2 separate regions of the Homo sapiens genome follow, and region 2 is linked to region 1. A link is a loop called in an ENCODE intact Hi-C map of the cell type or tissue named here. Cell type or tissue: endothelial cell of umbilical vein. All regions are shown on one strand. Each heading gives the region's core, and the rest is flanking DNA. Links, peaks and the distances in the headings are about the cores only. Region 1 overlaps TGFBR3 (transforming growth factor beta receptor 3). Region 2 has its middle 170 kb from the start of CDC7.

Evidence for each region. Peaks named below come from ENCODE experiments on the same cell type or tissue, not always from the same donor. Only the 100,000 strongest peaks of a DNase experiment are listed, where the experiment ranks them.
Region 2: it touches region 1 in a loop (25-fold over the local background); 1 of 110 quality-filtered maps calls a loop at or near these places.

The regions. Positions count from the first base shown.
Region 1 is chr1:91,846,124-91,857,277 of GRCh38, reverse strand. All of the region lies in intron 2 of TGFBR3 (transforming growth factor beta receptor 3), which reads left to right. Among named protein-coding and RNA genes, the nearest start is that of TGFBR3, 34 kb to the left of the region's middle. In endothelial cell of umbilical vein, for the core only: no CTCF peak of the experiment used is centred there; a DNase peak (open chromatin) is centred at 5,927; H3K4me3 peaks cover 171 bases; H3K27ac peaks cover 630 bases.
Region 2 is chr1:91,668,309-91,679,462 of GRCh38, reverse strand. No RefSeq gene overlaps it. Among named protein-coding and RNA genes, the nearest start is that of CDC7, 170 kb to the right of the region's middle. In endothelial cell of umbilical vein, for the core only: no CTCF peak of the experiment used is centred there; a DNase peak (open chromatin) is centred at 6,562.

The DNA of each region.
Region 1 (11,154 bases), core at 1,922-9,921:
AAGTTCTTAAATATCATAATGAGGCTTGTGGATTTTATTCTGTGGTTTGGATGCTCTCTTCTTCCATCCCTTGGAGCCAAAGGCATGCACTGTTTAATCTTGGAATTCAAACGGTGGCCTCAAACAGTGAGGCTGAGTATGTGGCCTCATTAGCTTCAGACCCAGCAGTGCTTGGCTCACAGGCTGTCATTTATCAAGGGCTTGATCTCTGCCAGCTAATTTATTTAAGACAACTCTATGAGATGGGTATTATTATTATCATCACCTCCATTTTACAAACAAGGAAATTGAGACTCAGTTTGGTTAATAATTTGTACAAAGTCCTGGAACTAATAAGTGGCAGAGTTGAGACTTGAACCTGGCAGTTTGGCTCTAGAATCCAGCCCATCAACCACTAGATCCTTCTCTAGGGAGGAGACCCTGTGTGTGGGATGAATAAACCTCTTCTTGATTGATTAAATACCAGGTGAGTAGCTACCAGTGTGACATCCTGGAACCAGATTAAGCCCCTTTGGCCTCAGAAGAGACAGACACAGGTCATCAGAGCAGAAGGACCCTCAAGTAGTGGGCCTTCTTTATTCATATTCTGACTTAACCAAAGTGGCCTTAAAGCTGTAAATCGGTGGGAAGGTGTGGAGGTCTGGCAGCAGAGGGGTGAAGGTTGTCAAAGGCCTCCTTTTGGTTATGTGGCCAGAGGAGGGGCAGAGCACAAGGGAGCACGTAAATTGAGCCCAAGTTAGAATAATAGGAGCCTGCTTGTTCCAGCTCCATAGGTTTGTCTGGGCCTTCAGTGAAAACCTTTCTTTCCTTCTCTGCTTGTGATAGAGAGTGAATGAAGGCAGTCGGGGCCGGGTGGGTCGGGGGATATCCATGTCCCAGTGTTAGTGTTGTTCTGACAAAACTCATGCTTTCGGCTGGGCGTGGTGGCTCACGCCTGTAATCCCAGCACTTTGGGAGGCCGAGGCGGGCAGATTACGAGGTCAGGAGATTGAGACCATCCTGGCTAACACGGTGAAACCCCGTCTCTACTAAAAGTACAAAAACAAAATTAGCCACGCGCGGTGGCGGACGCCTGTAGTCCCAGCTACTGGGGAGGCTGAGGCAGAAGAATGGTGTGAACCCGGGAGGCGGAGCTTGCAGTGAGCTGAGATCGCGCCACTGCACTCCAGCCTGGGCGACAGAGCCAAACTCCGTCTCAAAAAACAAAAAACTCATGCTTTCCCTCCCCTCCCTCGTTCCTTCGTTATCATATAGCACTGTTGAGGATGGAGGGTGGACTGTGCTCTTGGTGAACACGAGCTGTGTAAGGACCATAATGCCTCTTGATTAGAAATTAGCTTAGGTGATTTACTTGGGTTAAAAAAAAAAGAGAGAGAATAAATACAAGAGATTTATTGGGGTTAAAAACAAAAAAGAAAAAAAAAGAAATTATCTAAGGTTATTTATTGGCCTCTTAGATCCTGTAAGCTACCTAATGTAAGAAAAGTGGGAAGTTTAAAAAATAAGTGCTTGATACTATGGGCTTAAGTCTAAGTTTTGCTTTAAAAACTCGTCTATACTTGTGTTATAACATTACTATTATTGAAAATATCTGCTTTCCAGGCTGAAGTGATTCATTTATTATTCTAGTTCTGCTTTCCTCCTTTGTAATTTGTGATAATTGTGCTTTTCTTTTTAATACAAAAAATGGATAAAAATAAAAACTTGAAAAGGCAAAAACAAAAACAAAAACAAAACAACCTCCCAACTGTTCTACACATCTTTAAAAGATATTAGCTGCTGCCTCTGAGGCTTGCCAACATTAGGCAGGGCTATGTTTCCAGGAGTTTTAGTAATAAGAAAAAGAGGCATGCATGGAGAATTCAGGGAAATCAGTTTTATTGGAAGGGCTGGAGTTATCACTGGCCCCTTGTGCCAGGTGAGAGGGGTGCCGCTGAGGTGAGCTCTGGAGCAGGGCTGCTGGCATTGATGCCAGTGGGCTCTTGGTGGAATGGCTAACTTCTTCATTCCACTGTCTCAATTCAGTACCCAGATGTATCCTTTTGGAAACTCGCCTGCAAACTGTGCACAGATTTCTATTGAGAAACACATTTCTTTTCCTCTCTACTGGATGTACCTGGAATTCCAGGTAGAGTCCACAGGAAAATCGAGATGCTTTTAGTCTGAGCTATTTTCCTGCTCAGAAAGCTCTGAACTCTTTGTGTCTGTGGGAGAGCAAGCTGAGATACCAGCTGGTTAATACTTGGTCTGGAATGGTACAAGCTGGCAGCCTTGAGTAGAGGCTAATAATACCATATTGTATTTGTAATCTTAAAAATGTTTTTATAACAGGTATTTCATTTGATCCTCACAGCAGCCTCTGGGGGTAGGCAGGCACTATTTTCTTCATTTCTAGAATGAGAATAATAGGGCTTAGAGAAAGTAAGTGATTTAGAAAGATAATTCAAGTCTTGGTTGGACCAGAACTTAGACATGCTTTTGCAGACAAACTGCACCAACAAATCCTGTGACCTTTTTGGTATAGTGCACCCTTAGCACCTCTTGACAAATAAAAATTGTATATATTTATGGTGTACATCATGATGTTTTTATACATGTCTACATTGTGGTGAGTAAATCAAGCTTTTTAACATATGCATAACCTCACACACTTATCATTTTTTGTGGTGAGAACACTTAAAATATACTCTCTTAACAATTTTCATGTGTAAAATATATTATTTTTTTTCACATTTTTATAGGGGGCTGTAGGAAGGGGGCCTCCTCACTGTCGAGTGAGGTGGTCACAGTTTCTTTGGCAGCTCCAAGCTGGGCACTGGGGGTCCTGGAGGTGGCTCTGTATGTCAGCATGTTCCTACCACCTTGGAAGGGCACTAGATAGTTTCAGGGCGTCACCTGGTTGGTCATGATGTTGTACTTGGTAGGGGCTGAGTATTGGCCCCCATGGTGAAGGACATGACTGGCACCAGCTCCATGGCCCAGGCATTTTTGAGGAAGGCATGAGTCCTAGAGGGGTAGGTGAGTGGGGGTCACCTCTACAGGGGTCATGGCCATCTTAGGCTCAGTGGTGGCAGTGGCTACTATAATACCTTGTTATTAACTATAGTCACCATGGTGTACAGTCAATCTCTTGAACTTATTCCTCCTGTCTAATTGAAATTTTGTATATTTGACCAACATCTCCTCAGTCCTTCCACCCCCACTCCCCAGCCTCTGGTAACCACCATTTTACTGTTTCTATGAGTTTGACTTTTTTTCTGGGAGGGGGTGGGATGGAGTCTCACTGTGTCACCCAGGCTGGAGTGCAGTAGCATGATCTCAGCTCACTGCAACCTCCGCCTCCCGGGTTCGAGTGATTCTCCTGCCTTGGCCTCCTGACTGGGACTACAGGCATGCGCCGCCACACCTGGCCAATTTTTGTTATTTTTAGTAGAGATGGGGTTTCACCATATTGGCCACGCTGGTCTCGAACTCCTGACCTTGTGATCTGCCCGCCTTGGCCTCCAAAAGTTCTGGGATTACAGGCCTGAGCCACCGCTCCCGGCCATGAGTTTGGCTTTTTAAGATTCCGCATATAAGTTTGATCATATATGATATTTGTCGCTCTGTGCCTGGCTTATTTCTCTGAGCATAATGTCCTCCATGTTCATCTGTGTTGTTGCAAATGACAGGATTTCCTTCTTTTTTAAGGCTGTATAGTATTCCACTGTGTATATATACCACATTTTCATTATTCAATTTATTCATTTATCCTGTACTTGAAAGAGAAATCTTGGATGTGAGTTAACGGCCTGTGAACCTCAGAGGTGGTTCTGCCATAGTTATCTCCTGTCTGCCAAACGAGTGATCAAAGGCTGTAATACTCATAAGGGCAGGAAGGCTGGAGGGTGCTGGCAGGGGACTACCACCAGGGAATGTAAGGATAGAAGATGGATAGGCTCAAAGGTTCAAAGCAAACTGAAAAAAAGCCCCCTCCCCTTTTTTTCTTCTTCTTCTTTTTTTTTTTTTTTTTTTTTTTGCCAACCCTCAGGTCTTAGAACACAGCTAGTTGATTTGGTCTGTGATTATTATTGTTTTTAGCTGATTATTTTATCTTATTTTTATTTTATTTGTTTTTTTGAGACAGGGTCTCACTCTGTTGCCTGGGCTGGAGTGCAGTGGCGCGATCATGGCTCACTGCAGCCTCGACCTCCCAGGTTCAAGCCATTTTCCCCCCACAGACCCCCAAGTAGCTGGGACTACGGGTGCACGCCGCTATGCCTGGCTAATTTTTGTGTTTTTTTTCTGTAGAGATGGGGTTCCGCCATGTTGCCCAGGCTGGTTTGGAACTCTTGAGCTCAAGTGGTCCACCCATATCGGCCTCCCAAAGTGCTAGGATTATAGGTGTGAGCCATCATGCCTGGCCTTTAGCTGGTTATTTTAACCAGTTTTGTGTTTAATTCTGCTTTTTGATACACAAGGAAAGGATATTGTCAAATGTGATACCAGTTATCACCAGAGTGCCAAACTTTATTTTAAAGAGCAAATAACTGCTATTAAAAGACCTAGAGTGGCATGGTGGTGGCTGCCTGTAATCCCAGCTACTCGAGAGGCTGAGGCAGGAGAACCACTTGAACCTGGGAGGCGGAGGTTGCGGTGAGCCGAGATGGCGCCACTGCACTCCAGCCTGGGCAACAAGAGCGAAACTAGGTCTCAAAAATAAAAGAAAGACCCAGAGTGGATAGGGTAGCCTGCATTTTAGAGTGTATTCCCTTTGAGGATATTGTGCACAGCCAAGTGTGATGAAGCACCTCCCCACCTACCTTCTCCATTAGATTTTTCTACAGAAACAGCATGTGCGTGCATGCGTGTGCAAACACAACACACACATGCATGCGCACACACACACATACACACACACGGGAGTTGAGGCAGTAGTTGAGAGAAAGGTGAGTTCATTTCTCAAAGATTCCCTTGCCCTGTATGGACCTGTGTGTGTGTGGAGGTGGGGTGGATAGCCTAATGCAAGGCCTTTTACTTTTTTTTTTTCCCTGAGACAGGGTCTCACTCTGTTGCCCAGGCTGGAGTGCAGTGGCACGGTAGCTCACTGCAGCCTTGGCCTCCTGGGCTCAAACGATCCTCCCACCTCAGCCTCTTGAGTAGCTGGAACTACAGGCACATGCCACCACACCTGGCTAAGTTTTGTATTTTTTGTAGAGACAAGGTTTCGCCATGTTTTCCAAGCTGGTCTCAAACTCTTGAGCTAAGCAATCCACCTGCCTTGGCCTCCCAAAGTGCTAGGATTACAGGCGTGAGCCACTGTACCTGGCCCTTTTTATCATTTTCAAGGAGAGTTTACTAATAGCTAGTTGGGCAACTGAATGTGCATATAGTGGAGGGGAGGATGTTTACCAAGAATGAGTAAGATTATTGCTAGATGTGATGTTAGCCAAGTCAAGAGAATCGAGGTTTCTCTTTGCTTTGCATCCTTATCGTAGGCTGTATAATTGCCACCCAGCTTTCTGGATTTCTGATTGATTTGGGTTATTTTAGGACAGCAGTGATGGTGTGTTTTACAGTGATCAACACTTCCATCAAGACACAGCTTTATCTGTATGTGCCTACACAGCTCTTTAATTGCTAAAAGCTTACCCTTGCACACGGTTGTGTATATAGGAAATTAGACTTTCTCAGCTTGTTTGCTTTGGTAATTAATCCAACTCTGGAGGTATCTTTATCACCCCATAGAGCTTCGAGCTCTGAGCACGCTGATTTTGGAAGTGATGTAGGAGCAGGGAGTGTTCTGGGAAGTGTTCCGGGAAGCGTGCCAGCAAGAGGCCTTCCTTTAGGACTGACCCTGCTCAGCACCGAGGCGCATGATTGGCCCATCCCGCACCACATCCATGGCAGCCACTGACTTTCATTTTCTTTAAAACGATCTCTGCCAGAATGGCCTAAAAAACATTTATCCTGAACTTCAATCTAGTCATATTTTTGTTTTCTGAGAGGGCACTGTCAATCAGGTGGAATTCTAGAGGGCTGAAAAATGCCATAGCTCTTGGAACGTTCCTTCCAAGGAGTAGGCAGCAGGTGCTCTGGGGACTGAAGCCCAGCTATTCCCCTGCCCTCCCTTGCCAGCTCTTAAACATCTTTAAAAAAATCTACAGTGTAATGTGGAAAATTTTACTACCTTCAAAGGGAAATGTTGATTTAAAAAATTATTTTAAAGTTACTCTGTTTGTTGGCAATGAGGGGAACCATATATGGCAAAAGGAAAAGGTCTTGATAAAATTGCTCTGTGTTCTTTGTTTTGCTTCCTTTTGTCCTCATATGCCTGAGTAACTGCGTCCTAGTCCAGAAGATTGACCAGGGCCATCTGAGTAACACCTCCCTTCCTTCCTACTCTCCTACTCCACCCATGAGGATACACAGGTAGCATAGGCCTCAAAGGAGGGCAGAGGTTCAGCCTCTGGAGTCAGCCCCTGCTCTGCATTTTTTTTTTTTTTTTTTTTTTTTTTGAGACAGGGTCTTGCTCTGTCACCCAGGCTGGAGTGCAGTAGTGCAGTCTTGGCTCACTGCAGCCTCAACCTCCCAGGCTCAAGAGATCTTCCTGCCTCAGCCTCCTATGTAGGTGGGACTACAGGCACGTGGCACCACACCTGGCTAATTTTGTGATCTTTTATAGAGATGACATCTCACTGTGTTGCCTAGGCTGGTCTCAAACTTCTGGCCTCAAGTGATCTGCCCACCTTAGCCTCCCAAAGTGCCAGGATTACAGGCGTGAGCCACCACGCCTGGCCTCCCTGCTGTGTTGTTTTCATCATTGACCCCGCTGGACTGCTACAGCATTTTCCTGTGATGAACTTTTCCAGTGGGATGCACCTGTGCATGACAATTATGTTGTTAAATTGCTGAAAGTTAAAGTTATAATACTACATGGTGAAGCAAAATGCTCTATAGCTCCTGCCCGCCCTTATCTTTTCCTTTTGAGTTAATTAGAGGACAGAACCACTTATTTTGCCTTTTCTTTATACTTTTAAATAACTACTATGTTTTAGATGAAGACTTGTAGTCTGGTCAACGTTAAGTACCTCCTAAGATTCAGGTACTTTGCTAGCTTCTGAGGCACAGAAAGGGGAGAGACTTTGGGGTTAGTGCAAATAATGAGTTTTTTCATTTTTTTCTTTTTCTTTCTTTTTTTTTTTTTTTTTTTTTTTTGAGATGGAGTCTTGCTCTGTTGCCCAGGCTGGAGTGCAGTGACGCGATCTCAGCTCACTGCAAGCTCTGCCTCCCAGGTTCATGCATTCTCCTGCCTCAGCCTCCCGAGTAGCTGGGACTACAGGCACCCGCCACCATGCCCGGCTAATTTTTTGTATTTTTAGCAGAGACGGGGTTTCACCGTGTTAGCCAGGATGGTCTCAATCTCCTGACCTCGTGATCGGCCCGCCTCGGCCTCCCAAAGTGCTGGGATTACAGGCGTGAGCCACCTCGCTGGCCTTTTCATTTTTTTCTAATACAGTTAACTTTCCTAAAGTGTTGATTGATTGATTTAACAAGGATTTACTGAGTACCTATTGTATTTCAGACACTATTCCAAGTGTTGGAGAGATAGTAGTAAACAAAACAGATAAAAATCCTTGTCCTTATGAAGCATGTCTCTAGTGGAGAGAGACCAGAAACAAACAAAATGCATATATCAGCAGGTTCGTCGAATAAAAAGCAAAGAGGTTGGGGATTGTTAGCGGGGATTGCAATTTGAAGTAAGGTGATTAGGAAGGGCTTCACTAGGAACATTGAGCAAAGGTTTGGAGGAGGTGAGCTAAGTGGATATCTGGGGAAAGAGCATTCCAGGCAGCAGGAAAAGCAAGTGCAGAGGCCCTGTGGTGGAAGTTTGCTTGCAGTGCTCAGGCAATAGCAGGTGGGCCAGGTGCCTGCTGGAATGGGAAGTCAGAGAGTTAACTGAGGGGTGGGAGACGGTGCGGGTGTGTATAGCCCAAGGCATTGCAGGCCATCATAAGGTTCTCACTCTGAATGACACTGAGCCATTGGAGAGTTTGAGCAGAAGAATGATATGATCTGAAGGATGTCTTAACAGGACCACTCTGGCTGCTGGGCTGAGAATAGGCTGTTGGGCAAAGGTGGATTTGGAGATACTGGCAAGAGAAAATGATGACCAGGACTCCTTATTAGAAGGAAGGACCCTTGGGAGTCATATGCTTAGGAAATTCAGAATGATGCTTTTGTAATTTTTCCCCAACCTATTCCTTTTGAGGAGGAAAGTGGATAAAGATGTATTTCTCACATCAGTGGAATACTGTGCCATAGCCTAATATTAAAGATAATTACATCTATAGAACTGAAAAAGCTGAGTCTTAAAACACAAAACAACCTCCCCAAACCATCTAAAGAAAATCTCTTTGTGTTGTGAATGAATGTCCTTGAAAAATCATCGTCTTAATAGCCTAAACCCTCTTTTCCTTGCTTACTTACCCTCCTGATTTCCAAGTCTTGTTCTTTTCATTTCTCAGGGGGCCTGGTTTTCAGGATCATGAGTTTTGAGGGTCTTACCACCTTTTGCAGAAGTGCTTCTTACAGTGTTGTAAATTACAGTTTCGAAGAAATACAGTTGCATCCAGTTTTACATAGTAAATGTTTCTGAGTTGTAGGTCAACCTATTTTTATAAGTTAAACTACATATTAAATGTGAGCAAGGAGCATGATACAACAGATTTTTTTCTATAAAGAAAATAATCACTTTTAAATATATTTTATAATAAGGATATTCATAGTGGTTTTGCCAGAGGTGAGTGGTTTTGCCAGAGGTGGAATATACCATCTTGTTTATGGAATAGGAAGTTTTGCTTTTGGAGTTTGAGGTTATAAACAAATATTAGGCCAGTGCTTTCTTATATGCATGAGAATCACCCAGGGATCTTGTTAAAATGCAGATTCTGTTTTAGTAGGCCTTGATGGGTCAAAGACTGTAGATTTTTAACAGGCTCATAAGATGCTGATACCGTTAGTCTGAGGACCACATTTGACAGCATAGGTCATCTGTTTTCTCAATGCACAAATTGTAACACAGAAACTGCAAACACCTAGACAATTTCTTAGTGCCATAAAAGGGAGCTTGATTTTAGCATGCCTTTACAACAGCTACCTTGAACACCTTTGGTAAACTTGTTTGGGTCAGAGGGATCCATGTGCTGGAGAGGAAGTTGGTTTGAGGCAGTGAGTTCCACAGATGCCTTTAGCTCTCTGACTGTAAGTGTGGTGCACCTGCAGAAACCAGGTGCATCTTTATTAGCTGGGGCTACACCTTGACATAATCCTAACAGTTGTTAAAGAAGGAATTCTTCCCGCCCCCACCATTTCTTCCTTTTATGTGCCTCTTTTGCCTTGTCTCATTTCTTGCCTTGTGACTTAGTAGACCAAGGTAGGAGATTCGTGTTGGGTCACTGAGGGCGGGGTCATTGGTCCCGGAACCTGTGGCCAAGGGACTCTTCGGTAATGAGAGGTGATATGGGCTGAGTGGATAAAAGGGGGACTTTAGGTGGGTTAGCGAGGGTGGCTCTGGAGTTAGGGACTAAAAGTTAAAAGTTGGGTATACCTCATTTCTGCTAGCAGGGCTCTAATTTTCTAGCTCAGGTTTCCCCATTGACTTCCTACTTTATTCTTTTTTTTTTTTTTTTTTTGAGATGGAGTTTTGCTCTTGTTGCCCAGGCTGGAGTGCAATGGCGTGATCTCGGCTCACTGCAACCTCCGCCTACTGGGTTCAAGCGATTCTCCTGCCTCAGCCTCCCGAGTAGCTGGGATTACAGGCATGCACTACCACGCCTGGCTAATTTTGTATTTTTAGTAGGAATGGGGTTTCTCCATGTTGCTCAGGCTGGTCTCGAACTCCCAACCTCAGGTGATCTGCCTGCCTCATCCTCCCAAAGTGCTGGGATTACAGGCATGAGCCACCGCGCCCGGCCCTACTTTATTCTTATAATCACACTCCAGTCTAGAGCTTTTAAAAAATTAACATTTTTTAGAAGGGAAAAATTTCTGTAAGTTGTAATTGATGTTTATTAAGCACCCTGACACCACATTTATTATAAGTGGGGATAAGACTGAGAATATTTAAGCTCTGTGCCTGAAAAGTTGTGTTTTAAACTAACTTTTATTTGTTTACACTGCCATTGAGTAGTTTATAAGGTTTTCTGATTTGCTTTCTCTGGCCTCATCACTGTTTTTGGAGAGGCAGCGTACAACCTATGTACAGCTCTGGAGCTCGCCGCAAGACTCAGGTGGTGGTCATTCTGCTTTTGAAATTGAACCAGAAAAGTCCTGAGGAATGTAACAATATTTTTTCTTTTTGCCCCCCTGCTAGCTTTTTTCTAGCCCTCCCAAAAATGTGTTTATGTTGCTGTCCATGCATGTGGAGCAGTCTGGAATTCTGTGTGACATTAGATAGTGAAAAAAATAGATTTCCCACGTGACTGAGGTTATAGGAGTGAGAAATCTTGGATTATGCAAGGACTCTTTGATTGGAAGAAGGACATTTTGAGATGAGATTTATTTTAAGATATAGTAAAAAAAAACCTAGTATACAACTTTTTGTTTTTTTCTAAACTAACCCTTTTCGGGGGTGACAGGATGGGGTGTGGACTAGAAGCAATACCAAACTTTTAAGTATCAAATCTTCACTCAGAAGAAAAAAAATGTCTTCAGGGTGAAAGAATAGCTCAAATGCGAAAAGCCTGATAGTTATATAATTTGAGAGTAGGGTCTGGCATATTATAGAGGACTCCGAGAGCCTGATCCAAGCAGCCTGCCATTTTCATCACCCCAGGATTATCTGTAAGGACAACTTTACTGTCTGTCACCTGCCAGGTCTCAGCCTGGCCCTTGTGAGTGCCAGGAAGTTTGTGTCCTCTGTTTTGCCAAGCTTAATTAGCTCTAGAAATACCCTATCAAAGGCTGTCTGGCAGTGTTCCATTAATGGTATGGGGTGAATTCAAAAGCACTAATTAATTGTTAGATTATTTGCAAAGCCCATGCTGAAAAACCTAATGCCTGCAGGAGAAAGTTGGCAGAGAGACGGTACAGAGATTAGCTTGGACCTTACCCGGCTCAATTGCGTTTTGGAATTGGGCCAAGAGGGGAGTTGCTTTTCTTTTTGGAGAAGTG
Region 2 (11,154 bases), core at 1,595-9,594, 180 kb after region 1:
TTTGAGATTTTTAGTGACTCAGATGATTTGGCATCAAGGCCAGCAGCCCATCCCTCACATGTTACACAGGTGGGTACCCACAGAGCCGGAACAGTGTTAAGCTCCATTTTACAGCTACGGTGCCCCCTGCAACCAGCTCCTCTTAGGATATGTGGGAGTAATTGGCAGGTCAATGAATTTTTTTTGCCATTAAACTCTCCTTGTGTCTACTGGAGTCAAAACCTGGGTGATTAATAAATGGGCTTCAGAGAGTCTGTGAAGTGGCTGGAATTGTATGTAGGATTTTATTGCAGCTATGTCTCGGCTGTTGTTTTTGGTGAGAGTCCATAGGCTTTTTGTAAGAAAAAATTATCTTTCTTGTTCACACAATATATATATATAAAATGAATGCAAAGAATACAGACATGTAGCAATGAAAAGGCCTCCATAATCCTCCAACTTGAATATAAGAATACCGATTTAGTGTATGTGTTCCCAGATGTTTCCTTAATTCATATCAACATGTCCATGTCATTAAATAAGATTGGATTATGGCCCGGTGCAGTGGCTCATGCCTGTAATCCCAGTACTTTGGGAGGCCAAGGTGGGTGGATCACTTGGGGTAAGGAGTTCGAGACCAGCCTGGCCAACATAGTGAAACCCTGTCTCTACTAAAAATACAAAAATTAGCGGGGCGGGGTGGCATGCGTCTGTATCCCAGCTACTCAGAAGGCTGAGACACGAGAATCTTTGAACCCAGGAGGTGGAGATTCCAGTGAGTTGAGATCATGTCACCGCACTCCAGCCTGGGTGACAGAGGAAGGCCCTGTCTCAAAAAAAAAAAAAAAAAAAAATTGGATTATAACAGTTGTGACTTGCTTTTTTCTTTTTTCTTTTTTTTTTTTTTTTTTTTGAGACAGGGTCTCATTGTGTCACCCAAAGCTAATTTTTATATTTTCAGTAGAGATGGGGTTTCTACTAAACCCAAGGCAAATTTTTATATTTTTAGTAGAGAAAAGGTTTCACCATGTTGGCCAGGCTGGTCTCGAACTCCTAACTTCAAGTGATCCACCCATCTCGGCCTCCCAAAGTGCTGGGATTACAGGCGTGAGCCACCACGCCCAGCCTGTGACTTGCTTTTTTCATATGGCATATCTTTCTCAGGGCTCCTAAGATGACTGCTGATCATCATCATTTTCTTATTAGGCTTAACTTAAATTGCCCAAATAAAAATATGGTTCTCATAGGAAGTGAAATACAAAGATATTTGTTAACGCTACCCTTCCTACTCCCTCCAGTCACTTACCTAGAGGAGCTGATGTTAACAGCCTTTTTTCAAACTCAAACATATTGAAACGTGTTCATGAATATAGAAGTTTTTGTTTCGTTTACTAAAAATGGGATCACAATATACATACTCTGCAACTTGCCTTTTTCACTTAACATCGACCTCCTGTAGATTATTAGATACGGAACAAATTTCATGTTTTTTGGTGGCTGCATAATATTTTTTACAATGAATTCAGCCAATTCACTAGTAATGACATTTTAGTTTTTTGCCAAGATATTCTGCTGCAGTTAATATCCTTATATATTATGTTCTCACACTCCAATGCTTTAAAGCAAAAAAAAAAAAAAAAGTGACAGAATTATAAAAATTATAAAGAGGAAAAAGAGGAACTGACAAATTCATCACAGTAGGATATTTTAACATATCACTCTCAGAAGTTGACAAGTCAAAAATATTTGGATATGGAAGATTTGAACAATGTAATTAAGCTTGATTAAGATCCATACATAGAATCCTGTGTCCCCCCAATTTGACAATTTTGTATATACCACTCCTGGAACTATAATGGCATTCTCAGCAAATATCACAAAATTTAATCATACTGATCAGGTTACTTAATCACAATGCAAATAGTTTAAAAATGAATACGAAAATAATTTTTAAATACTCAATACATTTAGGAATTTAAAAACACTTTACAGCCGGGCGCAGTGGCTCACACCTGTAATCCCAGCACTTTGGGAGGCCAAGGTGGGCGGAGCACAAGGTCAGGAGATCGAGACCAGCCTGGCCAACATGGTGAAACCCTGTCTCTACTAAAATACAAAAAAATTAGCCGGGCGTGGTGGCGGGCGCCTGTAGTCGCAGCTACTCGGGAGGCTGAGGCAGACGAATCGCTTGAACTTGGGAGGCAGAGGTTGCAGCGAGCCAAGATTGCGCCACTGCACTCCAGCCTGGTGACAGAGCACAACTCTGTCTCCAAAAAAAAAAAAAAAAAAAAAAAAAAAAACACTTTATATGTTCTGACAATCAGTTAAATGGAAAAAAAAAAACCAAAAACACTTCTAAATAATTCATGGCTCAAAGAAGTCATAATGAAAATTGGATTGGGAGGCTGAGGCGGGTGGATCACCTGAGGCCAGGAGTTCAAGACCAGCCTGGCCAACATAGTGAAACCACATCTCTACCAGAAATACAAAAATTAGCTGGGGATGGTGGCATGGGCCTGTAGTCCCAGCTACTCAGGAGGCTTAGGCAAGGGCATCACTTCAACCTGGGAGGCAGAGGTTGCAGTGAGCCGAGATTGCGCCACTGCACTCCAGCCTGGGTGAAAGAGCAAGACTCCATCTCAAGAAAAAAAAAAGAAAAAGAAAAAAGAAAATTAGAAGATTAGACTTGAACAGTGAAAATACTACATTCAAACATGCGGCTAAAGCAGGTAACTTATGAGAAACTTAAATTGCTCTAAGTTGTACATTGGAAAAAAAAGATTGAAAATGTAACAGTATCCAACATGGCAAGTTAATTATTACTTTAAAAGACTATTGGAGATAGGTAAAAATTAAGTAAAAGTAAACACATGCATTAGAAGATAAAAAAAGACACAACAGATATAGCAGAAATTTTAATCAATAAGGGATCATCATAAACTTTATTTTAATAAATTAGAAAACACAATGTGGGTGATGTGTCAGGGACAGTCAGAGTTCTGTTGGGTAAACAAAAACCACTCTGATTATTTCAACAGAAAGAAATGAACGTGAGGACTTGGTGTAGCAGATGTTGAAGGGCTGAAAAGGTGAACAGAGATTGCTGAGGGCCCAGGGCAGGGATTATCAGAGCGGGAAGTTGAGCGTGGCTTGCCCAGTCCCACTACCAGCATCATCAAGCAGATAGGGAGCTAGGAGACAAAAACTTAGTGGATGGCACTGATGACTTCCTAGTAAAAATGCAATGTTGCAAAACTATTTCAAGAAGCAATAAAAATTGAAAATAAATCTTTAATAAATCTTTACATTTAAGAAAAGTAAGATCTAGGAGGCTTATGGGAAAAATAAAATAAAAAATAAAAAGTAAAAACTAAATTAAAATCTACTCACAACAAAATAGAACACAAAATTTAAAACAAACAAACAAAAAACACCACCAAGCCCAGCTGGTTTTACAGGTAAATTCTACCAAGTAGTCAAAGAACAGATAATGCCAAGATCCTGGTGTTTCTTTTATTCCTGGGATGGCAGGTCAAAGAGAATGAGTTTTTTATATTAATCTTAATATTTATTGCCACATTACTTTCTCTAAAGGTTTTTGAAAATCACGCCATCACTACAGGCAATGTATGAGTGCCCATTCCCTGGCTTCCTCATCAACATTGCCTACGTTGAAACAGAAGTTTGGGCTCTAGGCATCAGATTTAAATCTTGGTGCTACCATTTGCTAGGTGAACTGTTTCCGTGATATTAAAAAAAATCTACACTTTAGCATTGTTGTCAATATTAAATGAGCTAGTCCACATAAAGTTCTTAGCCTATACTAATCACTTAATAAATATTACCCACTATTAAATTTTGCCAATCTGATGGTTGAAAATTGTATCTCATTTGGATTTGTATTATCTGCAATGACTAAGTTTTAAATTATCATATCAGTCTTTCCCAGGTTCTCCTATAAATTTCTATTTTCTTTGCCCATTTTTCTAATGAATTGTCTTTCTCTTAATGATCGTACATTAGTGAAATTCTGTGTCACATGTCATGTATGAGAAATATTTTCCCAGTCTATTATGGTCTTTTCATTTTGTTTCTAATTGATATTGCCAAGACTAAATGTTTAATTCTTATGTAGTTGAAGATACATATCTTTTCCTTTTGGCCTCTGGGTTCCCTCTCTTGCTTAGGGTTTCTCTGACTCTAGATATATACTAATACTTTTAAAATTTTATTTTTAAAATGTAGGTCTTTATCCATACTTTTGTGTATGATATGAAGGTAGGGGTCTATTTTTGCTTCTTTCCAGGTGATTATTCAATTCTACTGGAAGCATTTATTAAAAAATGAATTTATTAAAAAAATGAATTTATTCAATTCATTCACTTCCCATTGAATTAATACTTTTAAAAAGAATTGTGAGGTAGTCTGGCCTTAGCACATATAGTATAAAATCATGTAATAAAAATAATATGATATTAGCATAGGAATAGTTAAATGGATTACTCAAACAGACAAGTAAAACAACCAGAAATTGATCTAATTCATTAGGCCCTTACATATGGCAATAAGTCATAGTTTTCATTAGATTCTTACAAGAGTCTGTGATCCAAAAATGTTATAATTTCATGACCTAAATAAGAGTTGTGAGTTGTCTGATTTTTATTGTAAAAAAAAAAACACAGATGTAATTTCTTTCCCTGTTATTTCAAAAAAAGAGAGAGAGAGAGAGAGAGAAAAAAAAGTTGTCTAGTAAATAAAAAGCAAATCAATGTTAGGTCTATCCCAAACTTTTCATGGTTCCACACAGTATTCTTGATAATTTGCTGCTCTTCCTCCTCTTCCTCCCTCCCCATGTTTATGGAAAAATTAATATTCCCTAATCAAACATTATTTATAAAGTGTTGGTTTCATCTAGCCACTTGTGAATGTTATAATAATTCTGTAAAGTGAAGAAATGTTACCAAATGCCAAATATAGGCATCTTTTTTGTTTCAAAGCAAGCCAAACCTATAGCATTGTTCTTCCCTAATGCAACATGTTTGAAAATGGGCAAATGGCCGGATTAATTTTTATAGATGTCATTGATAATCAAAAGTTTGAGTTTTGGCATATTTGCTGCCCTTGTTCTTAGATTGCCACCTCAGCTTTTTCAGAGGAACTCAACACTGTACTTTATGTAGATTCGATTTCACACTTAAAATAAAGGTCATCATATGACATCACCTCCCCTTACTCAGAAGGTCACAGCTTGAATTAATTTTTAAAGATTTTCTGCATTTACTGCCTCTGAGAATTCATTAAAAAGAAAAAAAAACTTTAAATGTAGAACCACATGACTGAAGTGAACTCTATCTTGACTTAAAAAGAAATGAGGGGTGGGAGTGTGAGTGTGCACACACACACACACACACACAACCCTCAGCCATTTTCCTTTCTATTTTATTAACATATTATCAATATTTTCTTTCTGCTCAGAAGCCCCAGAACTGATTATCCTTTTATCAACCAAAGCACACCACCTGTGCAAGAAAAGAGGGAATGGACAAGGAGAACAAGAATTTCTCAGCTTTGAAACCCAACTTGGTTCTTTCCACTTGACCAATCAAAGACTCAAAGCTGAAAGTCTTCATAAGTGATTTGGGTGGAGCAGCTTTTGCTGGTCTGTTACTTGTCCCGGTTCATAAACTGCCTATGACATAGTTTCTGCAAAGAACACAGTGTACTTGACAACAGTGTTGAAATAATGCTGAATTTTTAAAAGGGAAAATCACATGGATTCTGTATGGTGCAGGGGTGGTGTAGGAAGGGAGAAAACTAATTTTTTTTTTTCCATGAGATAGGATCTCGCTCTGTCGCCCAGGCTGGAGTGCAATGGCAGAATTTCGGCTCATTGCAGCCTTGACTTTCTGGTGATTCTCCTTCCTCAGCCCCTCAAGTAGCTGGGACTACAGGAGCCTGCCACCATGCCCGTCTAATTTTTGTGTTTTTAGTAGAGACGGGGTTTCACCATGTTGGCCAGGCTGTTCTTGAACTCCTGGCCTCAACTGATCCACCTGCCTCGGCCTCCCAAAATGCTGGGATTACAGGCATGAGCCACCGTGCCTGGCCAATTTTTGTTATTTAAACCCAAAACCATACAGCATACCCCAAAAGTGGAAACTAGAGCTTCAAGAATCTTCATCTGAAACACAAACTTCTTCTGGAGCACCACTTTTTGATAAGTACAGCAACTGCAGAAGAGACTTTCCATTGAGGATTCCAGTTATCAAATCTTTTTCTTGAGTGGAGAGGAGAGGTGAAAATAAAAAGCTTCTTAGCCCGCCAGTTAGCCTTAAAAGTGGAAGCACCTGGAGGAGCATCCAACCTGCACTCCAGGGAAATCCACCACGCTTTACCTTTCCACCCCAGTGAGTGATCCAAGAGAAGGTAATTACGTTATTGCGCCAGCAAAGGAAAAAGCGACAAATCTTTAACCCAGCCAGCCAGCCAGTCCTCATTTTGACTGGTTGATTTTTTTCACTTTTAGTGTATTTCTCAGAATGCCAATGCATGTGATAGAAACTCTAGTTACTGCAAGGAAACAGTCACAGGAAGTGTAGGAAGCAGTTAAAAGAAGCATATGATGGGAAATAGAGGATTTGGTTTCAAGTTGTTTCATGGCCCTGGGGCTGAGCTGAGTTGCAATGGAGAAAAACTGAAACAACTGTGAGCAGAGAGACCCAACCAGTTCTCAGAGCAGAGCCCCCCACTGCCTCCTGGCCCCTGGCCCTGCCTGCTCCATTCCTTCCTCTCCATCTGCAAGGCCTTCTCATCACCTCCTCAGATCCTAGAGTCCTTCACAGCTCTGCTAACAGGCAGTCTTTTCCATAAAACCCTATGAACTGCCCCAGCTGTTATTTTATCAATCTCTGGGGTCTGGTAGCACCATGCCACCTCATGACTCAAGACACAAAACTGTTATTTTTCTCTAACCTCCCGCAGCCAATCCATCAGTGAGTCCTGATGGCTTCCAAACATATCTGCTGCTCTCCATCTGCACCACCACCACCCGAGTCTACGCCATCCTTACCTCCAACATAAACCAGCACATCCAGCAGACTCCCTGCGGCCTCCTCGTCTGTCTAAGATTATTCCCCAGGTGGCTGCTAGAACACACTCTTTAAAAGACGTTAGATCTTGTCAATCCCCTGTTTAATACTCCAAATGGCTTCCCATCACACTTAGAATAAATTCCAAAAAAACAAAACAAAAGTATACTTTTAAAAATCCGGCTCCTATTCCTGTGTGTACCCTTCTGTTCCCCTGTAGGTAGCCACTTTCACTAGCTTGTGATGCTTCTTAAAGCAAATGTGAGCAAATAAGAATCTCCTCTCTTTCCCCCTTTATTACACAGTGGAAACATATTAATACGATACATGTTCTGCATTTTGCTTGTCTCACCTAACATATTTTGTATCCATATCAGAATATAAATCAGTATCTCATTTCTTTTCTACAGCCATATAGAATTCTACTTTGGGGATATACCATAATTTATTTAACCTATCCCTTTTTTTCTTCTTCTTTATTTTATTTTATTTTTGAGATGGAGTCTCGCTCTGTTGCCCAGGCTGGAGTTCAATGGCACAATCTTGGCTACCTATAACTTCCGCCTCCCAGATTCAAGCGATTCTCCTGCCTCACCCTCCTGATTAGCTGGGATTACAGGCACGTGCCACCATGCCTGGCTAATTTTTGTATTTTCAGTACAGACGGAGTTTCACCATGTTGATCAGGCTGGTCTCAAACTCCTGACCTCATGATCCACCTGCCTCGGCCTCCCAAAGTGCTGGGATTACAGGCATGAGCCCCCGCACCTGGCCTAACCTACCCCTTTCAATGCACACTTGGCTTGTTTCCATCTCTTGCTATTAAAAACCACACTGCAGTGAGTAGCCTTATATGAAGGTTCTTTGGTTTGTGTGCAGGTGTATCTCAAGGAAAAATTCCCAGAAGTAGGATTGCCAGGCCAAAGAGTAAGTGCATTTTTATTCCTAATAGATATTACCAAATTGGATCCCATTGAAGTTGCACCATTTTAAACTACTGTCAACAATACCTGTTTTCTCATAGCTGTACCAATTGAGTGCGTTATCCAACTCTGGTATTTTTGCCAATTTGATGGATGAAAAAATGATATCTCAAAGTAATTTTAATTTGCATTTTTCTTACAATGAATGAAGTTGTGCATCTTTTTATATGTATAAGGATTATTTGTTGTTATGCTGTGAACTGTCTGTTTTATCCTTTGCCTCTTTTTCTATCGGGTTGTTGTCTTTAATTTTCTCAATTTCTAGGAATTCTTTATATATTACAAAGATTAGCCCTTTGTCTGTGATTATCTTGGCACTCAGAGCCCTAAGGGATCTGACTCCTCCTCAGCTCATACGACTCTCTTGCCTCCCTGTTTTGCTCCAACCATCATGTTCTGTGACATCTTTGTTACCTTAACGCCTTCACATTGACAATTCCTTTGCCTGGAATGCTACTCCCCCTATCATCCCACAGCTGGTTCCTCCTTACTTTTCAGATCTCAGCTTAATTATCACACGGGAAAGGCTTTCCCCCATCACCCAGTCTATGGTAGACACCCAATTTCCCTCCATCACATCATTTAGTTTTAATTCTTTGCATGACACTTATTCCTTGATAATATTTTTCTTAATTGTTTTAGTTTGTACATTGCCCATCTTTCTCTAAGGGAGGAGACCACCCCTCATACTTTCTTATGCCCAGTTTCCGCCTCCAAAGAAAGAAAAAGAAAAAACTAAAAGGCAGAAATGAAATCCACAAGCAGACAGCCCGGCGCCACACCCTGGGCCTGGTGGTTAAAGATGGACCCCTGACCTAATTGATTGTTATCTATAGATTACAGACACTGTATAGAAAAGCACTGTGAAAATCCCTATCCTGTTTTGTTCCGATCTAATTACCGGTGCATGCAGCCCCCAGTCACTTACCCCCTGCTTGCTCAATCAATCACGACCCTCTCACGCGCACCCCCTTAGAGTCATGAGCCCTTAAAAGGGACAGGAATTGCTCACTCAGGGGGCTCGGCTCTTGAGACAGGAGCCTTGTTGATGCCCCCGGCCGAATAAACCCCTTCCTTCTTTAACTCGCTGTCTGAGGAGGTTTGCCTGTGGCTGGTCCTGCTACATTTCTTGGTTCCCTGACCGGGAAGCGAGCTGAATGGCGGATGGTTGAGGCAGCTCCTTAGGCGGCTTAAGCCTGTCCTGTGGAACATCCCTGTGGGGGACTCTGACCAGCCCGAGCGACGCGGATCCTGAGAGCGCTCCCGGGAAGGAATTTGCCCCGGTGGGACGCCTCTCCAGAGCAGTGTGTTGCAGGCCCTCGTGGAGTATCAATGCAGTGGCTGAACACCGGGAAGGAATGGGCACTTGAAGTCTGGATATCTAAAACTTGGTAAGACTAGTCTTTGGAACTCGCCCACTCCGTTTGAGTGGAAGCATGGCCTGATCACCCACGGCGTACCTTTATCGGCACTTTGGTTTGGTTTTGGTTTTGATTTGGTTTGAATTGCTTGACATGACCGGTCTTGGGAACTTGCCCACTCCATTTGAGTGGAAGCGTGGCCTGATCACCCATGGTGTGCCTGTACTGGCACTTTGGTTTTTGTTTTTGACTTGACTTGGATTGCTTGATACTTTGGTTTTGGTTTTGACCTGGCTTAGATTTCTGGATACTCTGATTTTGGTTTTGATTTTGGTTTGGTGCAAACTGCAAAAGTATGTGTGTGTGCTCTATTTACCTGTTCTTTGTTTTGTGGTGTGTTTGTGGAGTGAGCGTGGTGTTTTGTCTCGAAGAAGCGTAGGTCAGCCACAAATAAGCCCACCCTACTAGGAACTATGTTGAAAAATTTCAAAAAAGAATTTAAGGGAGGCTGTGGAGTACTATGACACCAGGAAAACTTCAAACTTTGTGTAAGATAGACTGGCCAGCATTAGAGGTAGGTTGGCCATTAGAAGGAAGCCTGGACAGGTCCCTTGTTTCAAAGGTATGACACAAGGTAACCTGTAAGCCAGGGAATCCAGACCAGTTCCGGTACGTAGACACTTGGTTACAGCCAGACCAGTTCCGGTACATAGACACTTGGTTACAGCCAGACCAGTTCCGGTACGTAGACACTTGGTTACAGCCAGACCAGTTCCGGTACGTAGACACTTGGTTACAGCCAGACCAGTTCCGGTACGTAGACACTTGGTTACAGCCAGACCAGTTCCGGTACGTAGACACTTGGTTACAGCCAGACCAGTTCCGGTACGTAGACACTTGGTTACAGCCAGACCAGTTCCGGTACATAGACACTTGGTTACAGCCAGACCAGTTCCGGTACATAGACACTTGGTTACAGCCAGACCAGTTCCGGTACGTAGACACTTGGTTACAGCCAGACCAGTTCCGGTACGTAGACACTTGGTTACAGCCAGACCAGTTCCGGTACATAGACACTTGGTTACAGCCAGACCAGTTCCGGTACATAGACACTTGGTTACAGCCAGACCAGTTCCGGTACGTAGACACTTGGTTACAGCCAGACCAGTTCCGGTACGTAGACACTTGGTTACAGCCAGACCAGTTCCGGTACGTAGACACTTGGTTACAGCCAGACCAGTTCCGGTACGTAGACACTTGGTTACAGCCAGACCAGTTCCGGTACGTAGACACTTGGTTACAGCCAGACCAGTTCCGGTACGTAGACACTTGGTTACAGCCAGACCAGTTCCGGTACGTAGACACTTGGTTACAGCCAGACCAGTTCCGGTACGTAGACACTTGGTTACAGCCAGACCAGTTCCGGTACGTAGACACTTGGTTACAGCTGGTTTTAGGCCCCCCGCCCCCAACACACAGTGGTTGAGAGAACAGCAGCAGAAGCAGCTGGCAAAGGCAAGGAAAGACCAGCAGAGAGAGAGAAAGGAAAGAGACAGAGAGGAAAAGAGGCAAAGAGAGAGAGGAAGAGACAGAGGAAGAGACAGACAAAGAGGAAGTCAAGGAGAGAGAGAGAAAGAGGAGGCAGAGAGAGAGAGGAAGAGACAGACGCAAAAGGAGTCAAAAAGAGAGAGACAAAGTCAAAGAGAGAAAGAAAGAGATATACAAGTAGTTAAAAAAAAGTGT